2 separate regions of the Homo sapiens genome follow, and region 2 is linked to region 1. The links are chromatin contacts, found by Hi-C or POLR2A ChIA-PET in ENCODE. All regions are on one chromosome and are shown on one strand. Each heading gives the region's core, a stretch centred on a gene start or an enhancer-like site at or near the end of the contact. The rest is flanking DNA. Distances are from core to core; before and after follow the strand shown.

Region 1 (3,760 bases), core at 756-3,255:
GAGAATTGTTTGAACCCGGGAGACGGAGGTTGCAGTGAGCCAAGATTGTGCCACTGCACTCCAGCCTGGGCAACAGAGTGAGACTCCATCTCAAACAAACAAACAAACAAACAAACAAAAAACTGGACTAGGCGTGGTGGCGGTTTGGGAGACTGAGGCTGGAGGATTGCCTGAGGCCAGCAGTTTGAGGTTACAGTGAGGTATGACTGTGCCACTGCACTCCAACCTGGGTAAGACCCTATCTCTGAAAAACAAACAAGCAAACCCCAGAACTCTGGCTGCAAAAGTAGTACATATTTCTTTGAAGGAAAAAAAGGAAAACTTGATAATCCTACCACCCAAAGATGTTTTTAAATCACTTATGTGGTACTCAGTTATGTGCCATGCACTGTCCAAGTGCTTACAAATATTATACTAACTCCCTTTGTGTTTATAACAACTGTCTGAAGTCAGTAGACTCATTTTCCAGTTTTCCAGTTTAGGAAACTGATATTACACCTTTTCTACAGATGGGGAAACTTGCCCAGGGTGCCCAGGCAGTCCGCAGAACCATGCTTTGAATCAGGGCAGTGTGGTTCCAGGGTCCTGTACAGATCAAACACCCTGACTCTGCCATTCCATCAGATACATGATTCATATTTTGGTGTATTTGCCTCCAATCTTGAGCAAAGTGGGTTGTCCCTGTACATACTTTGTGTAATCTTTTAGCTTAACAGGTGTCATGAACACTTCCGTATCATAAATCTTTCCCAGCATGATTTTTATTATCTATTTAATATTTCTCATATTCAATGTAGAACAATGCACTTAACCAATTTCTCATTTTTGTAATAATTTTCTTCCCATTTTCCCCTGTAATAACACTGCTGAGATATATATTTTTTTCTTCTTTTTTTTACTGTTCTGAAGATACTCTGGCAGAAATGTATGTTCCTCAGGCTAAATCTTTTCACACATCCACAATCATTTTATCATAAATTCTAGAGCTGGAAACGCTGAGTCTAATGTTTTATATATATATATATATATGTTATATATCTGTCACCCAGGCTGGAGTGCAGTGTGGTGTGATCTCAGCTCACTGCAACCTCCGCCTCCCGGGTTCAAGCCATTCTCCTGCCTCAGTCTCCCAAGTATCTGGGACTACAGGCGCGCGCCACCACAACCGGCTAATTTTTGTAATTTTAGTAGAGGCGGGGTTTCACCTTGTTGGCCAGGCTGGTCTCGAACTGCTGACCTCAAGTGAGCCGCCCGCCTCGGCCTCCCAAAGTGCTGGGATTACAGGCGTGAGCCACCGCGCCCGGACTGTTATATATTTTAAAGGCTTCTGATCCATATCGCCAAACAGTCCTCTGGATCGATTTGCATCTGTATCCGCTGCTCCATCTGCAGTATACGGACATGCTCCACTTCACCCACACTGGGTCATTAAAAGAACAAACAAAAATAAGAACTTGATCGATTTGGGATTTTAAATGGAAATGCACTAAAAATTCCTTAATTCCACCATTCACCGTCTACCATAGAGGAACAGCCCATCTGCACGGAGAGACAGCTACGTAATTCACTGCAGCATTATAATACTGAAAAATTAAAATGAACGAAATGTTCCATAACCGACGAACGGCCGAATGACCGGCGTCTCCACTCCGCGGAACGTTCTGCGAGCGCTAAGGGGATGGCGGGAGTGCATGATTTGGAGCGGGCGGTGAGAAAAGCAAGCTCCCGCCGCCTCTCCGTTTTGGCAACCCGGCTGACGGTCGTTTCGGCTTCTGGGGCCAGCCGTCGGTCTGGGCGAGGGACATAGATCCGGATTCGCATCCTGACTGGCCAACCAACGCTGGCCGAGGTGACCACTCTCCTCGGCATCCGCACCTGCCCTCCAAGGCGTCAGAGAGGCCGGACCCTTGGGTGCTAGGGCTCGTGAGCGCCGGGGCCAAGTTTCCGAGTGCCGCTCTCAGCAGCGCACCAACCGGAAGTGATCGTGTTGTGGCGGAAGGAGGAGCTTTCTGGGAGTAGCCGGTGCTGAGAGAACCGTGGCTGGCAAAGATGATTCAGGCGATTCTGGTTTTCAACAACCATGGGAAGCCACGGCTAGTCCGCTTCTACCAGCGTTTCGTGAGTGCGGCCCGGCTTCACCACGCCCCTTCAGGGCGCCCACTATGTCTTCCCTCCTCTTTGGCCTCTCGGCGCCCGGGGGCACCGCTCTTTGGTCACCTGGGGCTCCTGCACCGAGCATGACCCTCGCCCTACTTAAGCATTTAATCTAGGCGCAGGCTGGTGCCAGGCCTTCTGTCTCCCGCCCTACTGCCCCGCTCTCGCTGACCCTTTTCTTGATCCTGGCATTTCTGTGCCATTTTGTGACATTTTCCCGTGGGTCTCTGGGAACGAGATAGAAGCGACAGTGGGGAGTGTGCCTCGATGAGAACTTGAGTGATTGAAGTCACATTCTGTCATCTTTTTGGTTGTTGACCACAGTTTCATGAGGAAGAAATATTAAGTTTCTGAAAGTTTTTGTTATAGCCAGAACTGGAAAAGTTCTTTTTTTTTTGGAATTATTTTGCTTCAGTGTTGGCTGGGACTTTCCAGAGACTAGATACCCTTCACTCTTAGGGTTGAAGAAAATCAGTTTAAAAGTGGAAAAATGATGAGAAATTATAAATGCTGCCGCATAAGGGCTCAATAAGTGATTACGTAAATTTGAATTTTCCCAACACGTTCCTTTGCAAACACATAAACATCAGTATTTGCTTCCTGTCTTCGAAGATTATATTTCTTCATGGCAGGGTTTCAAAATGTTACATAATTGGGGGACTGGTGGAACTGAAGAGGGGAAAGAGCCAGAAAACGTGTTCAGGCTTCAGCTCCACCTTTTCTACTCTTGCGTCTGTTGACAAGTTAATAAACCCTTTTCAGACTTTTATTGTCTTTTGTCAATTAGAAATGAAAAAATAATTTTACTCCTTCATAAGATTTTTAAAGCTAGATTACATTTTATTAAGTAGATTACATCGAGGTAAAAATATGAGTATTCAGGCCGGGCGCGGTGGCTCACGCCTGTAATCCCAGCACTTTGGGAGGCCGAGGCGGGCGGATCACGAGGTCAGGAGATGGAGACCATCCTGGCTAACACGGTGAAACCCCGTCTCTACTAAAAATACAAAAAATTAGCCAAGCGCGGTGGCGGGCACCTCCAAGTCCCAGCTACTCAGGAGGCTGAGGCAGGAGAATGGCGTGAGCCCGGGAGGCGGAGCTTGCAGTGAGCCAAGATAGCGCCACTGCACTCCAGCCTGGGCGAAAGAGCGAGACTCCATCACACACACACACAAAAAAGTATATATATATATGTATGTATATGAGTATTCAGCGTAACTATTTGTATTTGCATTTGTGTGTATGCAAATTTCCCCCCTAGTTTTTTTCTAACAGGGTTACTGAGATAAAACTAACATGCCATACTGTTTACTTATTTATTTTATGTTATTTACTTATAGAGACGGGGTCTTTCTATGTTGCCCAGGCTGGTCTTGAACTCCTGGGCTCAAGCAATCCACCGGACTCAGCCTCCCAAAGTGCTGGGATTACAGGCATGAGCCACTGTGTCCGGCCCCAGTTTACTTATTTAAAGGGGACAATTCAGTGTTTTTTAGCATGTTCACAGAAGCTGTGTAACCATCACCACAATCAATTTTAGATCATTTTCATCACCCCAAAAAGAAACCTCTGCCCATTAGCAGTCACTCCCTATTTCTCCATGACT
Region 2 (3,741 bases), core at 201-2,700, 370 kb before region 1:
AGGTAGAGGCTGCAGTGACCGGTGATCACATCATTGTACTCCAGCCTTGGCGACAGAGTGAGACCCCCAACTACCAAAAAAAAAAAAAAAAAGTACCCACAGGAGAGTGGGTGGGACAAATAATTCTCAATGTGTATACCATGTTATACTGTTAGGTTGAGCCATATGTAATACTTTACCTACTCAAAACAAAAAAACTTAAAAACTCTTTTAAGCTTTCCTAAATTATAGATCCTGTCTTCAGAAAAATGCACCTACCTATGGAAGCACCAGCATCCCTGTACCTTAGGTTGGGAACGTCACAACCTACATTCAAGGGTTAAATGTTGTGATGTCTGCGATTTACTATTTAAAAATTTCAGTAAAAATGAACCAACCACGTCATAACGTTAAAAACTATTAAAACCAGGCGGGGCGCAGTGGCTCATGCCTGTAATCCCAGCACTCTGAGAGGCCGAGGCGGGAGAATCACTTGAGGTCTGGAGTTCGAGGCGATAGCGAAACCCCGTCTCTTTAAAAAACAAAACAAAACACTATTAAATCTAGATAATGACAGGGTTAGGGAAGTTCGTTATATTACTCTACTTTTCTGATAATAAATTTCAACGACAAAAAGTAAACGAAAATATAAAAGCAGTATCAAAAAAGCCAAACCCGTTTCTGGGCTCCAGCATCCTTCACTTCTCATCACAGCGGATACAAACAAGGTATCCTGAGTCTCACCGTATCTGCTCCATGGCTTCCCACGTCAGGGTCCTGGGCGGGGCACCAGGCGCCTCCATTTGCCTCCGAATTTTCTGGAATCGGATTGCTTGTTTCTGTCGTTTCAGGGTGCTGGGGGAAGAGAACCAATGGCAGAAGCCATGCGTGGAAGCAGAATGGATGTTTGAAGAGCCTCAGGCTAAATCATGGAGCGCCCAGCCCTCTTCTCTTTGATCGCAAGGGCAACCGGGCCATGTTGCCGGCTTAGAGCTGCTCCGTACACCCAGAAAGCTAACACCTAGAACAATAACTGCCTGTAAGCATGCCGAACTCTCTAAACTGATGATGAAATACGTCACTAATGAAGGGACCAGTGGTCCCAGGGGAGCTGAACACCTGACGCTGCGCCCCTAACAACGGGTAAGAAGAAACAAGGGCCGCTGCGCAAGCAGCGGCAGGACACCCGGCGCCAAGGGGGCGCGGCCTGGAGCGCCGGGGCACGAGGCCCTGCTTCAAGCTGAGGGCCCGGGGAGAAGCCGGTACCTCTCCACCTCCTGCAGCTCCCGTTCCTCCGGCTCCCAGTCGGAATCGGGGTCCGGCTCCCGGCCAATAGGGCCTGGGCCCGCCACCCCCCGGGTCGCGAACCCACAGCGAGTGACGGCGGCGCAAACGCGCCCGCCCAGCAAGAGACTCAGGGTAACCGCCATGTCGACGCAAACCAGCCTTCAGCAGTCGGCTACGAAACAGCAGCGGAAGTAGCCGGGTAAGACCGGAAGTGGAAGGGGCGGGCCGGAGGCTGGGTAGTAGCAAGTTATTTCCCGCTTCACTTGGTGGGGGTAAGATCTGGGCTCACGCTGCTCAGTGGCCCACCCTTTCTGCCTGTAACTGTGGAGAGGGCTTCCCTGAAACGTGAGGGCCGAAATGAGGTACAGGACGCTCCTGGAAAACTGCATAAACTTTAATTAAAGTACGGATTCCGTTTCCAAGAGCCGTCCCTCCGCCCCAGCGGCTGCCCAGGCCTGCCTGTCTCCGCCACCTCGGTGGGCAGGGCTTCCGCTCGGCAGTCTTCTGACGGCGACAGCCCAGTGCCTTGGGCACTCGGCTTCTCTGGGAAAGGGGCTCATTGTCTCCTGGATGGCCTCCAGCCCCGGGCCGCACCTAGGGTTCAGACCCATCACCTAGCGATAAACCCAGGCTAAGGCTTGATGAGCAGAAATGAGTACATGGCTGGCCTTGGCGCCTCTTCATCTTCTAGTCTTTACCGATCCCCAATTAATCTTAGGGTATTGAGGAATTCTTGGTGTCTTTGTATTTTGCCTTATACAAATGGGGTTCCTGGGCAGGGCTTTTCAAAGTGGAACTTGGTGGCAGTCATTCATTTAGCAAAGATTTAATGCCCTTTGGAAACCTGGGGAGGTTATCCAGGAGAGGTAGAGTGCTTCCCTCCTGCTTTTACCTGAACTGATTGATGTTGAGGAGTGCTCTGGAACGCTGCAGCATGGGTGCAGACGCAGGGCAGAGGGGAACCTTGGCTGCTCTGTGTTCAGAGTTTACCATGGAGGGCAAGGTGCATTCAGTCCATGAGTCAGATGCCACTCTTTCCGGTTGCAGAAAATAGCCCTGCTTTGGGGTTAAAGTGGGTGGCACTGATCCTGCCAGGACTCGGTTTATGGCTTCTAGCCTTCTGCTGGCTTGTCCTTCTGCAGTGGAAACATGGATGTCCCTGAGTTGGTATTCACAGAAGAGATTTGTTCACCTCTTTCCCAACTGTGGCCCAATTACCAACACAGAGGAAGGGCATCTCATGCTTCCCTCCACTGTCTTTCCCACACTGTATTGTAATTGGTATGGTATGTCTTTTTGTCCATGTTCCTATTACCTCTTGAGTGCTGGGACTGTATTTCTGCCATTTCTATCACCAGGGTCTAGTGTACAGAAAGGATTAAATAGGCCTGGTGCGGTGGCTTACACCTGTAATCCTAGCACTTTGGGAGACTGATTCAGGTGGATCAGGAGTTCAAGACCAGCCTGGGCTACGTGGCAAAAACAAAATATACAAAAGTTAGCCGAGCATGGTGGTGTGTGCCTATAGTCCCAGCTACTCAGGAGGCTGAGTCAGGAGAATTACTTGAGCCCGTGAGTGGAGTTTGCAGTGAAGTGAGATCAAGCCATTGTACTTCAGCCTTGGCGACAGAGCGTGACCTTGTCTCAAAAAAAAAGGAGTAAATAAATGGGTACCCTAACTTCCCCATTCTTACACTGGTGGAAGTGCCATATTATATTTTAGGGGCATCCAAGCTCTATGCTTGCTAGTGGGATTTACATATGTCAAAATGACCAAAGCTAGTTTTGCATACTTACGGCTAGTGAGCCTGATTCTGGCACTGGAAAAATAGCACCTCCCAGCCTTCTTCATTGACAATGAACAGGAGTTGATGGCTGCCGGCTCTCCTGTCCAGTTGAAGTTCTTGGGCTGCAGATGGTACCGGGGAACATGTGGGATTGCAGCATTCATGCTTGGCAGTGCCCCTAAGATCCTGGGGATTGATTCATGGGGCAGAACTGGATGCAGGAAATGAGGAGCGCCCTGCTCTGTGGCAGCCCCTCTTAGGAGCACCAGTAGGACCAGACTCATAGATTTCAGTTCTTGACTGCCCAGCCTGTCCTAGCAAAATCTAGGCTAGAGGAGAAGAGCAGCCCCTTACCACATTTTTATGTAAGTTTGGATGGAGCGTTGGAAGAAGGAGGTAACTGAAAAAAATCTCTTCTAGGCCGCGGCCACTATTTAACCAGATACTCCTTTGGGGTTCAACAAAAACAGAAGACCCAACAGGTTTGCTACCAGCCCAGGGAATAGTGAAAGCGGCAGCTCTTTTGTTGGCCCAAATCTGTTTACTTATCTCCCATTAGAGCTGGGGCACTGGCAGTGCTAGGGAGAAAATTATACAGAAGCCACTGAGGGTGGTGGGCTTGTTATTTGTCAGTCATGAGTGTGGGGTTATTTTGGGACAGGAATATAGAGAGCAAGTTTCCTGTAAA

What was found. A loop is a pair of places that touch in the nucleus more often than their neighbours do. ChIA-PET counts read pairs that join two places held with the same protein, here RNA polymerase II (POLR2A). Pooled maps may share reads with other maps.
Region 2: a loop to region 1 is called in a map of CD8-positive, alpha-beta T cell, with 4 times the contacts of the local background. The contact joins the promoter of NGRN here to the promoter of AP3S2 in region 1. A Hi-C loop is called at or near these places in 5 of 168 maps with a recorded cell type or tissue (CD4-positive, alpha-beta T cell, CD8-positive, alpha-beta T cell, PC-9 and 2 more), 6 of 37 single-sample maps with no recorded cell type and 17 of 50 pooled maps. POLR2A ChIA-PET finds 5 or more read pairs at or near these places in 3 of 52 experiments (activated CD4-positive, alpha-beta memory T cell and activated naive CD4-positive, alpha-beta T cell).

Annotation. Positions count from the first base shown.
Region 1 is chr15:89,892,239-89,895,998 of GRCh38, reverse strand. It overlaps AP3S2 (adaptor related protein complex 3 subunit sigma 2), which reads left to right and starts at 2,005. Exons shown (of 6, transcript NM_005829.5): 1 at 2,005-2,118. The coding sequence starts at 2,050. All of the region lies in intron 5 of ARPIN-AP3S2 (ARPIN-AP3S2 readthrough), which reads left to right. It overlaps ARPIN (actin related protein 2/3 complex inhibitor), which reads left to right. Exons shown (of 6, transcript NM_182616.4): 6 at 1-993. RefSeq lists enhancers at 723-1,470, 1,825-1,974, 2,967-3,716.
Region 2 is chr15:90,263,381-90,267,121 of GRCh38, reverse strand. NGRN (neugrin, neurite outgrowth associated) reads right to left here and starts at 1,450. Exons shown (of 3, transcript NM_001033088.3): 1 at 1,246-1,450; 2 at 724-834. The coding sequence starts at 1,409. It overlaps TTLL13 (tubulin tyrosine ligase like 13), which reads right to left. Exons shown (of 15, transcript NM_001396017.1): 14 at 3,064-3,175; 15 at 1,645-2,402. The coding sequence ends at 2,155. It also overlaps a transcript of CIB1 not described here. RefSeq lists enhancers at 496-1,466, 1,260-1,489, 1,850-1,979, 1,467-2,438.